Linked DNA regions of Homo sapiens: region 2 is linked to region 1. A link is a loop called in an ENCODE intact Hi-C map of the cell type or tissue named here. Cell type or tissue: Caco-2. All regions are shown on one strand. Each heading gives the region's core, and the rest is flanking DNA. Links, peaks and the distances in the headings are about the cores only. Region 1 has its middle 52 kb from the start of APOB. Region 2 has its middle 5.6 kb from the start of TDRD15.

Region 1 (5,377 bases), core at 96-5,095:
CCTCTGTGACCGTTTCTTTTTATTCTCTATACAAAAATCCTCCAAGGCCCAGCAAAGAATGTCTCTTAGTCCTTGAAGACCCCCCGATCCCTGCTGAAGCACACCCAGGCCACGTGCTTGCCTTGATCTAGTTGTCCTCGCCTGTGTCACTCCCCAGGCCAAACTGAAATCAACCAGGCCCTTCCAAGGGGCTTCCCCTGAGGTCTCGTCAGTTTTCCTCCATGTCTCACCTAGTGGCTGGGTAATTGAAGGGCCTCCTCTTGGGGATTCCCTGAGTTTGCTGAAAACAATCATTCCCTTGCATGGATGCCTCTGAGACAACTCACTCAGCACTGGTGTGTGCTGCCGTCCTCTGACTGGCTAAGCACACACACTAAAGTGGCATTTCTAGGCTTGTTCTCTCAGAAAAAGGTTTGGATGGGAGATGGAAGGGGCTGCAGTTTCATGAGGCTGACTGAGGGCTTGCTGTCATGCTCTATTGAGTGGGTTTAGCCTCCACCTCTGCCTCCCCGTCCCGGGCACCCTGCCTCCCCACTCACAGGTCTGGCTGCCCATGCAGGGCTGACTCTTTCCTATGACAGGTACAGAGATAAGCCGTGGATGCAGGGTCTCCCCCTCAGCTCTGTGAATGGGGCAAAGCCATGATGCTGGGACGGAGTGCACATACAACCTCAACTCCCCAATAATACCAGAGGCAGAGAGTCATCCAAACATAGGACTAGCCCGCCCCTAGACTCCCCTTTCCTTCTCCAGACTCCCTGGGGCAGTAGGGGGCTGAGTCCTTGGGGGAGTGTAGGGGATAGAGTTTAAAGATAATTTCTCTGCTGCAAAAAAGAGGCACTTGTAAGCTAATTTCTGAACAAAACACAGCCCTGTCTCACTTTACGCGCTCACCATATCCTGTAAAGTTTGGGCATTTCCTTGAATAAATCAAAGAATATTTGAAATTTACAATATAAGATAACCTGATGGAGAATATTCCTGTAAAACAAAGTTTCCTCTTACCCTGTGAACCATTTTACCTAAAATGAGTCTTCTTTGCATGTCAGGATTTTTTGATGGAATTTTCTTAAATCAGGTTGGCCCTGAGCCAAGTCCTACTGAGGCCACTGGAAGATGGTGTGGAACAAAGGCACCGGGTGGCAGGAAGGATTTGACTCTGCTGTTCCCAAAACCCTTCTAGCCTGGGAAATAATCAATCAGGAGAAATCAAGGCAGTTCCTTGGCTTGTGCATGCAATGCATTTCTCTCACACTCACCCGAGATGGGCAAGGGAGCAAGAGATGTTTCTGTCACCTCATCCTTACTGACACATGCAGAGGGCAACATTTCCCTGGAGAGTCAGTCCCTGAGCCAGGCTCCACTCTCGCCTCCAGTGCAGGCTCCTCCTGCCACTTCGCATCACTCCATGCTCTGCTGCCCACTCTCAGGTGTGGCTTACTCCCTTTCCCCTCCTATGTAGGGGCACATCCTCCCCTGACTCTCTACAGAAACATTCAAGGTCCTCTCAAGTGCCACCTCCTCCAGGAAGTCCACTATGCAAGCTACACACTCTGATCTGCGGGCCCTTTCCTCAGTATGGGAATGAGTGTCTCTGTCCACTCTCACTCCAGTGTGAGGACAGGATTTGGTTGCATTCCCCCAGGAAGGTACAATGGCACACTCCAGCCCCAGAGGTGGCCTTGCATGGGGCCAGCCACAATTTAGCAGCCTGCAAATGCAGTCGAGTTTCCTCTTCAGCACCTTTGCTAACTGAGCTGTTGTGTAAAGAGTAGGTGAGGTGGTAAAGAGCTTGGACTTGAAGATTCGCAGACCTGAGTTCCAGTCCCAGCTCTGCCTCAGTGGTACCCTGTTGCATCACTTCCCTAAGCCCCCATTTCTTCATCTTGCAAAATAGCCCTCTCACAGGAGCACCTGGTGAACGCCGAAGGCATTGTATACCCAGAGCCCGGCACACTGCCCAGCACACAGTAGGTGCTCAGGAAAAGTGTGTGGAATGCCTGAATTATGGTCTGGAGTTCACGCATTCCTGAGCCAAGTAGTCACAGCCCCAGGGCTGTGTCCCGAGTCTGCCTGGCTTTGACTCCAGGAACAAGCTTGCTCAGCCACTGGTCCAGCACAGGCCAGCTCTCTGCACTATCTTGTTTCTTGCAGAAACTTTCTCTTCCTGGACAGAACACACGCTTTCTGTCAGCTTTTATTTCTGTGATGGCTTGCTTACGAGCAGGGCATTCTGTTCTAGGAATTTCTTGTTAAAATATTTCATTTAATTAAGTTTTTACAACCAGCTCTGCTTTGTGTCTGTCAGAAGGTAGGGGCCAGTGCAGACCTACCCTCAGCTCTCTGGGAGGCCAGGTCACAGAGACTCCGGGGAGAACAAACCCAGGCCTGAAGGCTGCATTCCTGGATCTCCAGGAATTCTCATCTACCCCAAAAGAGACGGGTTTGTCAGAAGATGCATCCCCACAACAGGCCCACTGGAGACAGAGGTACCACGAAGAATGTTGCCTGTCCCCACTCCATTGGGGTCTCTCAGCCTAGGGACTGCTCTGTGTCCGAGCCCAAAACAGTCCAGAGCAAGCGTGCTGTGCATTATTACAGCCTCCGCTTCGCATCCCCCGAAACTCCACCCAAGGCCCACACCTTGGCCTGTTCCTTCCCAGAACCCTTCCTCACCCTGTTTCTCTGGCCTGTTCATGCCCTGCTCAGGCCCTCCTTCCTGGGAGCCCTCCCCACCCCTCCATTACCTGCTCTCCTCCAGCCATGCTCCAAGCGGAGATTATACCTCCTTGCCCAACCCCATAGTCTTTCCACCTTCTCACCCTCAACCTTTGCACACTTCTGGGCCACAGCTGGGACACCTGTCTCCTCCACAGGCCAGGCTCCAGCCTTGCTAAGGAGGCCTCAGGAGGTGCTAAGCTCAACTGAGCATGTTGGTCCTTTTCCCACAGAGCCCAGCTGCCACCTGTCAGGAATTTGTGGTAATGGACGTGACAGAAAGTGTCCTTCTTCCCCACTTGTACCTTAAAAGGGTACAGACTATGTGTGCCTAGCAGGCAGAATATCAGGCCACTTGGAACAAGGTAGTGTGAGAGGGCCTGGGTGAGCAGGTGAGAAGGGAGTCTTGTGCAGGGATGTGGCTGCACTCAGTGCCCAGCACAGAGTCTTGGGAAATTTTCTTAGCACAGCAAACAAACTGCCTCCCTGTGAGTCTCCCAGTCTGGTGGAAAGCCGGGGGACCACCTTAAGGGGATACAGGAGGTGGGCTCTCATGGCCCATCCAAGGCTGTCCCCTGACCTGTCACAGGGTGGCTCTGGAGGCTGAGCGCTGCCTTCATGGGCTCCTTCCTCCCAGCAGGAGGTCTCCCAACTCCGCCCTGTACCTGGCCTAAGGGAACCACCGTGGCCCCTGGATAACTCCAGGCTCCTGGTGGCGTTGCTAAGAGGCCGGCTGCCACCTGTCAGGAATTTTTGGTCAGGGATGTGGCAGAATGTGCTGTTTTCCCACACTCGTATTTTAAAAGGTTACAGACCATGTGTGCATAATAGGCAGAACATTAGGTCACTTGTCTCACTTAGAACAATAATCCGTTTTGCTAGGGGTCAGGTTGACACAAAGAATCTGTCCAGACCAGGTCTCTTGATGGGACTTAGCCCTCCCCTCAAACTAATGAAATTTTCAACTCGTGGGTACTTGAGTTAATAAAGTGTGCCACACATCTGCTGGCAGAAGAAAGCCCTGGGGTTCAATTTTGAGATCACTGACATAATGTTTGAGTGGCTTCCTGCTGGCGCCCGGCGGGACACCAAATTAAGGAAAGCTGCACAATGAATGTGTGAGAAAAAACATTAGTGTATAAACACAGAGGCCAAGGAACCCTGAGGGGAGCGTGAGCGAGGGGAGGCCATGGAATTACAGAGGGAGGGTCGGCGGGGGCTGCCGCTGGGATTTCACGCCAGTGGCCCACAGGTAGAGAATTATTTTAAAGGAAATTGGCACCAACATGATCTTAGGTCAAAACGATGAAAAAACTAAAACCAGCATATTTTCAATGACTGTTGAATTAAGTGCTAAAGTATAATGTGAGTGGTTCAGAATGAAACAGAGAGCGGGAGGTGAGACTGTCAGACAGCCCCAGGAAAGGTTCCGTTCCAGGTCTGGAAACCCCTGAGAATCCAGACCCTTGGGCCTCTCCTCTGTCACTGCTCAGGCTAGGACGAGACCAGGACTGCTCAGGGACAGGAGGAAGGAGCCCATTGCCCACTGAGATGGAAACTCTCCACTGGCTTTTCCAGCTGTTCACACAGAGAAAAGCAACCTTCCAGTCCTTCAGCGTGTGAAAAGCCTGATGAGCTCTCCTTTCTGGTCACTTACAGACTCTGAAGAGGAAAGGGAAAGAGGATGGCCCTGATTATCTGTGTCTTCCCTCGGGGAGCAGGTGGAGGCCTTCTTCCTGCCATGGCCTGCCTCCCAGGAAACTCCACTGTGCTGCTTTGAGGATCAGACGCTGAGGTCAGTGTAAACCAAGGCTGGACCAGGAGAGCCCTTCCCCAAAAGCTGAAGAGTGAAGGGTGCTGGTCAGGGCTCAGGCTTCCTCCTGACACATTCCTGCAGCACCACCAGAATAGTCCTGTGTCCCCCAGACACAGATCTAGAGATCTATGGGGACTGGTAAAGGCCATACCTAACTCCTCCAGGCATGGCCAGCCCTCTGCCCCAGGCAAGCTCTGCTGGGACAGTAAGGTCAGAGTAGGGAGACCCCTGGTCACTTTTCCTTAGTTTTTCTTGTTCCCTCAATACATCACCTCCAGTCCCTATCATGAACCTTGGGGGCACACAGAGGAGCTGAGGGAGGTGAATACATGAGGATAAGCAAATGAGCTCAACACAGCTCTCTGTTCAGTGCCGCACACAGGAAGGGGCTCTGTGGCCAGCCCCAGCTGGCAGGATCCCTGCCCCCTGAGCAGCTGCCAGCCCTTCTGACATCTGGGGAAAAGGGCTCAGCAGATGTGCCTCCAGGGCTTTGGCAGAAGCCAGACCCCTTCCCTTTCTTTTCTCAGTGGGATGCCACCCCTTCACTCACTTCCTTGCCCCAAAAAGGCTCCCAGAGGCCCCCTCCTCTGGGACCCCCAATCTCCCAACCTGCAGACCTCCCCCTTCTCTAAGCCAACTGCCCTCTTTCCTCCTATTAGTTTGTCCCGTGCCCTCCCTTGGCTGGGCCTGGGTTTCACGGGTCTCATCCCTTCCATAGCCCATGACTGGGGTCCCAAGCTCCTGGCAGGGGCTCAACATAACCCTGTTGATCAACTTCAGGGCAGAATTGGTCCCAACCACACATCTTCATGGATGCCAGGAGCCAGTGCTTCAAGGGAAGGC
Region 2 (5,377 bases), core at 134-5,133, 130 kb before region 1:
TACACTGGGAAAGGACACTCTCTTTAATAAATGGTGCTGGGAGAACTAGATCTCCATATGCAAAAGAATGAAACTAGATCCCCATCTTTCACCATACACAAAAATCAACTCAAAATGGATTAAAGACTTAAATTTAAGACTGGAAACTATGGAACTACTAGAATAAAATGTTGAGGAAATGCTACAGGACACTGATCTGGGCAAAGATTTTTTGGGTAAGACCTCAAAAACACAGCAAAATAGGCAAATTGGATTACAAATTGGATTACATCAAGCTAAAAGCTAAAAAGCTTCTTCACCAAAAAGGAAACCATTAACAAAGTGAAAAGACAAGCTACACATACTGCTTTCTAACTTACATGCTTTTTAACTTGAAATCTGCTGGAAGAAGTCTCCATGAACATATAGGTCTTACATTACCTATACATCAGTTAACTTATACTCATCCTTCAGTTCTCAGCTTACAGGCTGCTTCCTCTGAGAAGACTTCTAAGTCTGGGTGAGTAGTCATGACTGGAATACTGTACTATATACTTAGAAATGCCCAAAAGCTTCCCAAGGGGGTATACAGGCATAACAGTCCCAAAGGAATCAATTTTCAGACCCTCATCTTTTAAATGTGTTTTTTTCTGAGGCTGAGCTGCCTAAGAACCAAACCACCTGCGAGTCAGAATCAGCTAGTTGGTTCCCCTTTTCTCCTTCCCTTTCACTGTTGCCCAGTTTCCAATTTATAAATAAAGATGTCTCCTAGCCAGGTGCGGTAGCTTACGCCTGTAATCCCAGCACTTTGGGAGGCCAAGGTGGGCGGATCACCTGAGGTCAGGAGTTCAAGACCAGCCTCGCTAAAGTGGTGAAACCCTGTCTCTACCAAAAATACAAAAATTAGCTGGGTGTGATGGCACACGCTTGTAATCCCAGCTACTCAGGAGGGTGAGGCAGAAGAATCGCTTGAACCCAGGAGGTGGAGTTTGTAGTGAGCCGAGATCACGCCATTGCACTCCAGCCTGGGTGACAGAGCGAGATTCCATCTCAAAAAAAAAAAAAAAAGGTCTTCATCGCCTATATTTATTACTGTCTGTTACCCTGAAGTGTAAATTCCCCTGAAACACTGAACAAATAAGCAGCTGTTTAAAATAGTAGCATTGTGAAGCCTGCCTTTGTAGGGCCATTGTGTCTTTTTCCATATTATTCAAATTTCTGTGAGACACACACACAAAAACAACAACAACAACAACAACAAACAAAAACACTTCATTGACCTGTACACTGAAGATGAGTGCACTTTATATATATATATGTTATACCTCATTGAAAAAAGTTTTGAAAAAGTATCTTAAAATTAACAGTATGTTTTCTGAGCATATGTGTTAAATAAGGCATATCTAGGTGAAATAATAACACATATAATTTTTTTAAGTCCTTTTGTTAAGCTTCCCAGGAATTAAGATTGTAGACCATTCTAATGGCTAGGTAGAAAATCATTTTTCAAGTCAGGTAGTCTCTAATTTTAGTACTTTATTTTTTAAAAAAAGATTGAAGAATCTAGGCAAGTACCCAATTATCAGTAAATTAATTATCAATCATTACAGGTATGAGAGCATTAGGGGTATGAGAGAAAAATATTTAAGAACCACTAAGTTATACATTCTCATGGTAACCTGAACTTTTTCCCTTACTTATCATAATCTATAAATACATGCCTATTGATATGATTATTTGATGTGTGTTTCTCCAACATCAAGTCTCATGGAAATAATACTAAGCATATTGTTTATCCACAGTGAATCTAAGTCAAAGATTCAGTAAGCAAGTGGATTACTGTGCAAGTGCTATTTGCAGTCCTGGGAGTAGATGAGATCATGCAGAAACAGATAAACAGAGAAGAGGATGGAACTCTGGAAAACAGCAGAAGATAACTCCTTTTAGTATAAAAACCGTCATTTGTCTTCGCAACTTTTCCCTTTTCCTTTCCTGCTTTGTCCCTAGAGAGCACAGTGTTTTGCACACAGAAACAATTTCAATGTTAAAATAAACTTTCTTCCCTAAACATAGTCTAAGACACAGAATACATAATTACTCTTAGGAGTATTCTTTTCAGGGCAATAGTTACCTTAGAAGACTGCACCTTGTTGTCTTCACTGTCTTGTAGAAGAAACAGATGTGAAATACTCAAGATATAGATAGTCCCATAGCCCCTTCAAGGAAGTTGCAAGTGATCTTTCCTCAGAGCCTGACATCGAAAAGTTAATTTTTTTTGTTATCACTCAGTTTAATAAATCATCTCTGAGTGCATCACGCACTATCATGTCACATGTTCTAGTCAGTGGTAAGAATGTTTTTCTTCTTGCTCCCATATCCTCTAATATGCTAAGATCAAGTCCATTTATTCTGTGTTTCTTCCACTCACTTTCTAAAACTTTAGCTCTAAATAAATTAACATTGATGACTTGCTTAGATAGTCCCTATCTGGTTGGACTTGGTTTTCTATCTTGTCAGTTTTTTATGTGGCCACCGGGAGGCAGCATGAACTTGCCTACTGATAATCTCTCTTGATGCCTGTACATCTGCAGTCATCCTGTCACTTTTTAAAGAAAGATGTCTTTTCTATTTAAGATGTAATTAAATCTCACCTTTTTTTAAAATAATACTTGGTGATAATGGGACATGGGGAAACAGAGATCATCATATGCTTGTGTTAGAATGTTAATTGGAGCAATTTGAAAATTACTTATCTGAAACCTTAAAATTGTTTATGTCCTTTGCTCTGGCATTCCCCTTCCCCACACTCACTCTCCCATTCCCAGCAATTTCTCTTTATGGAATTATTGCCATCGTGAGCAAAGACTTAGCTACAGGGACATTCAGTACAGCATGCTCATACAAACATCAACTAGAAACAATATAAATGTCCAACAAGAACACATTCTGGTCATATAATAGATAGCTCTGAGGCTGATAAAAATGATATTATTGAAATTTTTCTGAAAATGTGGTATACATATCACCAGATCTGGTCCACAAGACCATTGTAAGTGGGACATGAAAAGGAAGCATGCTTCCTTTTCACTGTATCTCTTATCTGCTCCCAGAAACAGTGTCCTGGCCTTGTGGCCTTCCTCCTAGACAGGCAGAAGGCTATGGCTTCCCATACACACCCAGGCTCTTCTCTTCCCCAACCTCCTCTAGGACTTCCTTATCCTATTCCCTCTCCAAGGCCCAGGTTTCATCCCACTCCCTTTATTTATTTATTTATTTATTTATTTATTTATTTATGTTTTAATAAAGAAAGCTGTAAAAGAATGTCATCTCCATCTGAAGACAACAACAAATCCAAATAGTCATTTATTTATTTGTTAGATTTCTCAGCAATATTTTGGAGATTTTATTATAAAGGTTTTGCACATTTTGATAAGCTTTTTCTTTTCTCAGACAGGGGCTCACTCTGTCAGCTGGAGTGCAGTGGTGTGTGATCATGGCTCACTGTAGCTTTGACCTCCTGGGCTCAAGTGATCCTCCCACCTCGGGCTCAAGTGATCCTCCCACCTCAGCCTCCCAAGTAGCAAGGACTACAGTCACATGCCACCACACCTGGTTGATTTTTAATATTTTTTTAGAGGTGGGATCTAGCTATGTTGCCCAGGCTGGTTTCAAACTCCTGGGCTCAAGAGATCCTCCTGCCTCCACCTCCCAAAGCGCAGGGATTACAGGGATGAGCCACTGTGCCTAACCTCCAATCCCTTTCCTTCCCACACAGCTCTTTCTGGTTCCCCAGCACAGCCCTCCAGGTGGTCGAGCAGCCAGCCAGCTCCACCCTCATTGCCTTCAAGCTCCTTTTCTTAATATTTCCTGAAACCCCCAGCTCTGCCCCTTCCCCTAAGCTCCTGTCTACCTTCTTGTCCTATGATGTGCTTGCCATATCTCTTAGAGAAAACCTGTCCTGATTGCTTTTTTTTCTTTTTTTTTTTTTGAGACAGAGTTTTGCTCTTTGTTGCCCAGGCTGGACTGCAGTGTAGCGATCTAGGCTGACTACAACCTCCGCCTCCCGGGTCCAAGAGACTCTCGTGTTTCAGCCTTCTCAATAGCTGGTATTACAGGTGCCTGCCACCACACCTGGCTAATTTTTGTATTTTTAGTAGAGACAAGGTTTCACCATATTGGTCAGGCTGGTCTCAAACTCCTGATTTCAGGTGATCCTCCTGCCTCAGCCTCCCAAAGTGTTGGGATTACAGGCGGGAGCCACCTCGCCGGCCCCTCCTCACTCCTCTCCTCCAGCCTCCCCTTTGTCCCTGGAAGTCCCCAGTTTCTTCTGCATGCCATTGCTCCACCCTTAGCTTCAGCACTCCCTTCCCCAAGCCTACAAAATAGACTTCTTTTATTTATTCTGGCCCTTTTATTTTCTACTCCTATCTGTTTCTTCCTTATAGCCCTCCTCCTCACTTCTAACCAAAGCTTCTTTGCCATTTAATATGTTTTGCAAGTAGAGCTTCCCCAAATATCTTGTTTGATTTAGGAAACAATCATAAATGTCATCTAGATATATTCCCAACTCAGTAGCGAGGATAAAGTGTTCACCTTTTTCTAACAATAGTCACAAATATGTGGCAGTCAATTTCTTTCTGTAAATGTATAGGAGCTAGTTAAATTCCTAGTTCAGAACGTATAAAATTGGTGAATTTCCCAAGGAGAAATTAAAAAGCAGTTAATATTTCCTATGAATTCTATGATTTAGAGAGTAGTTGGGAAACGAGAAATAAGACAAAATACAAGTAAATGTTTTTCTAAGTTCATTTAAATCAGATCCTAAATCTCACTTGAAATTCATTGTGGTCTTTGTGGAGAAGAATTCTTTTGGAAATTGGAAATTATTGGTTCATGGTTCATGTGTACTAGAGCAATATAATGTCTCTTATCAAGAATTGCCTTTAGTATGGAACATCATTTATTAATGTCATCCAGTCATGGGTCACATTATTAATGATGAAACAGAAAAGCAAGTCCCTTACATCCTATTCTCAAAGTCTTCTAAAAGTATCAATGTAAATTGAATAAAATCTACATTTTATGTATTTGAAATATAACAATGAGTAGCCAAAAAGATATACATAAGCATCTGACAACAGTGTGAAAAAAAAAGTTTTTAGTAATATGAATACACATCAACTTTGGCCACGTATCATTACCTTAAATCTCACAAGAAGAATTTTGAATATTTTTATCTACCATTATCAAAGATTGACTAGGTCTATATACCTTAACATTCTATATTTCTGAACCTTACTTCTTTAAAAACCAAACTTTTATTTTAAGCATTTCAGCTAGAATTTCTGTGAAACTGATTATATTTTATACACATCCTGTCTTCTTAAATGCTCACACC

The links. Hi-C counts contacts between places; a loop is a spot of excess contacts. Peaks named below come from ENCODE experiments on the same cell type or tissue, not always from the same donor. Only the 100,000 strongest peaks of a DNase experiment are listed, where the experiment ranks them.
Region 2: it touches region 1 in a loop (4-fold over the local background); 1 of 110 quality-filtered maps calls a loop at or near these places.

What each region holds. Positions count from the first base shown.
Region 1 is chr2:20,989,213-20,994,589 of GRCh38, reverse strand. No RefSeq gene overlaps it. Among named protein-coding and RNA genes, the nearest start is that of APOB, 52 kb to the left of the region's middle. RefSeq lists enhancers at 4,716-5,215, 5,216-5,377. In Caco-2, for the core only: no CTCF peak of the experiment used is centred there; a DNase peak (open chromatin) is centred at 2,068.
Region 2 is chr2:21,115,637-21,121,013 of GRCh38, reverse strand. No RefSeq gene overlaps it. Among named protein-coding and RNA genes, the nearest start is that of TDRD15, 5.6 kb to the left of the region's middle. In Caco-2, for the core only: CTCF peaks have their summits at 2,318 and 2,532 (motif pointing right); a DNase peak (open chromatin) is centred at 2,523.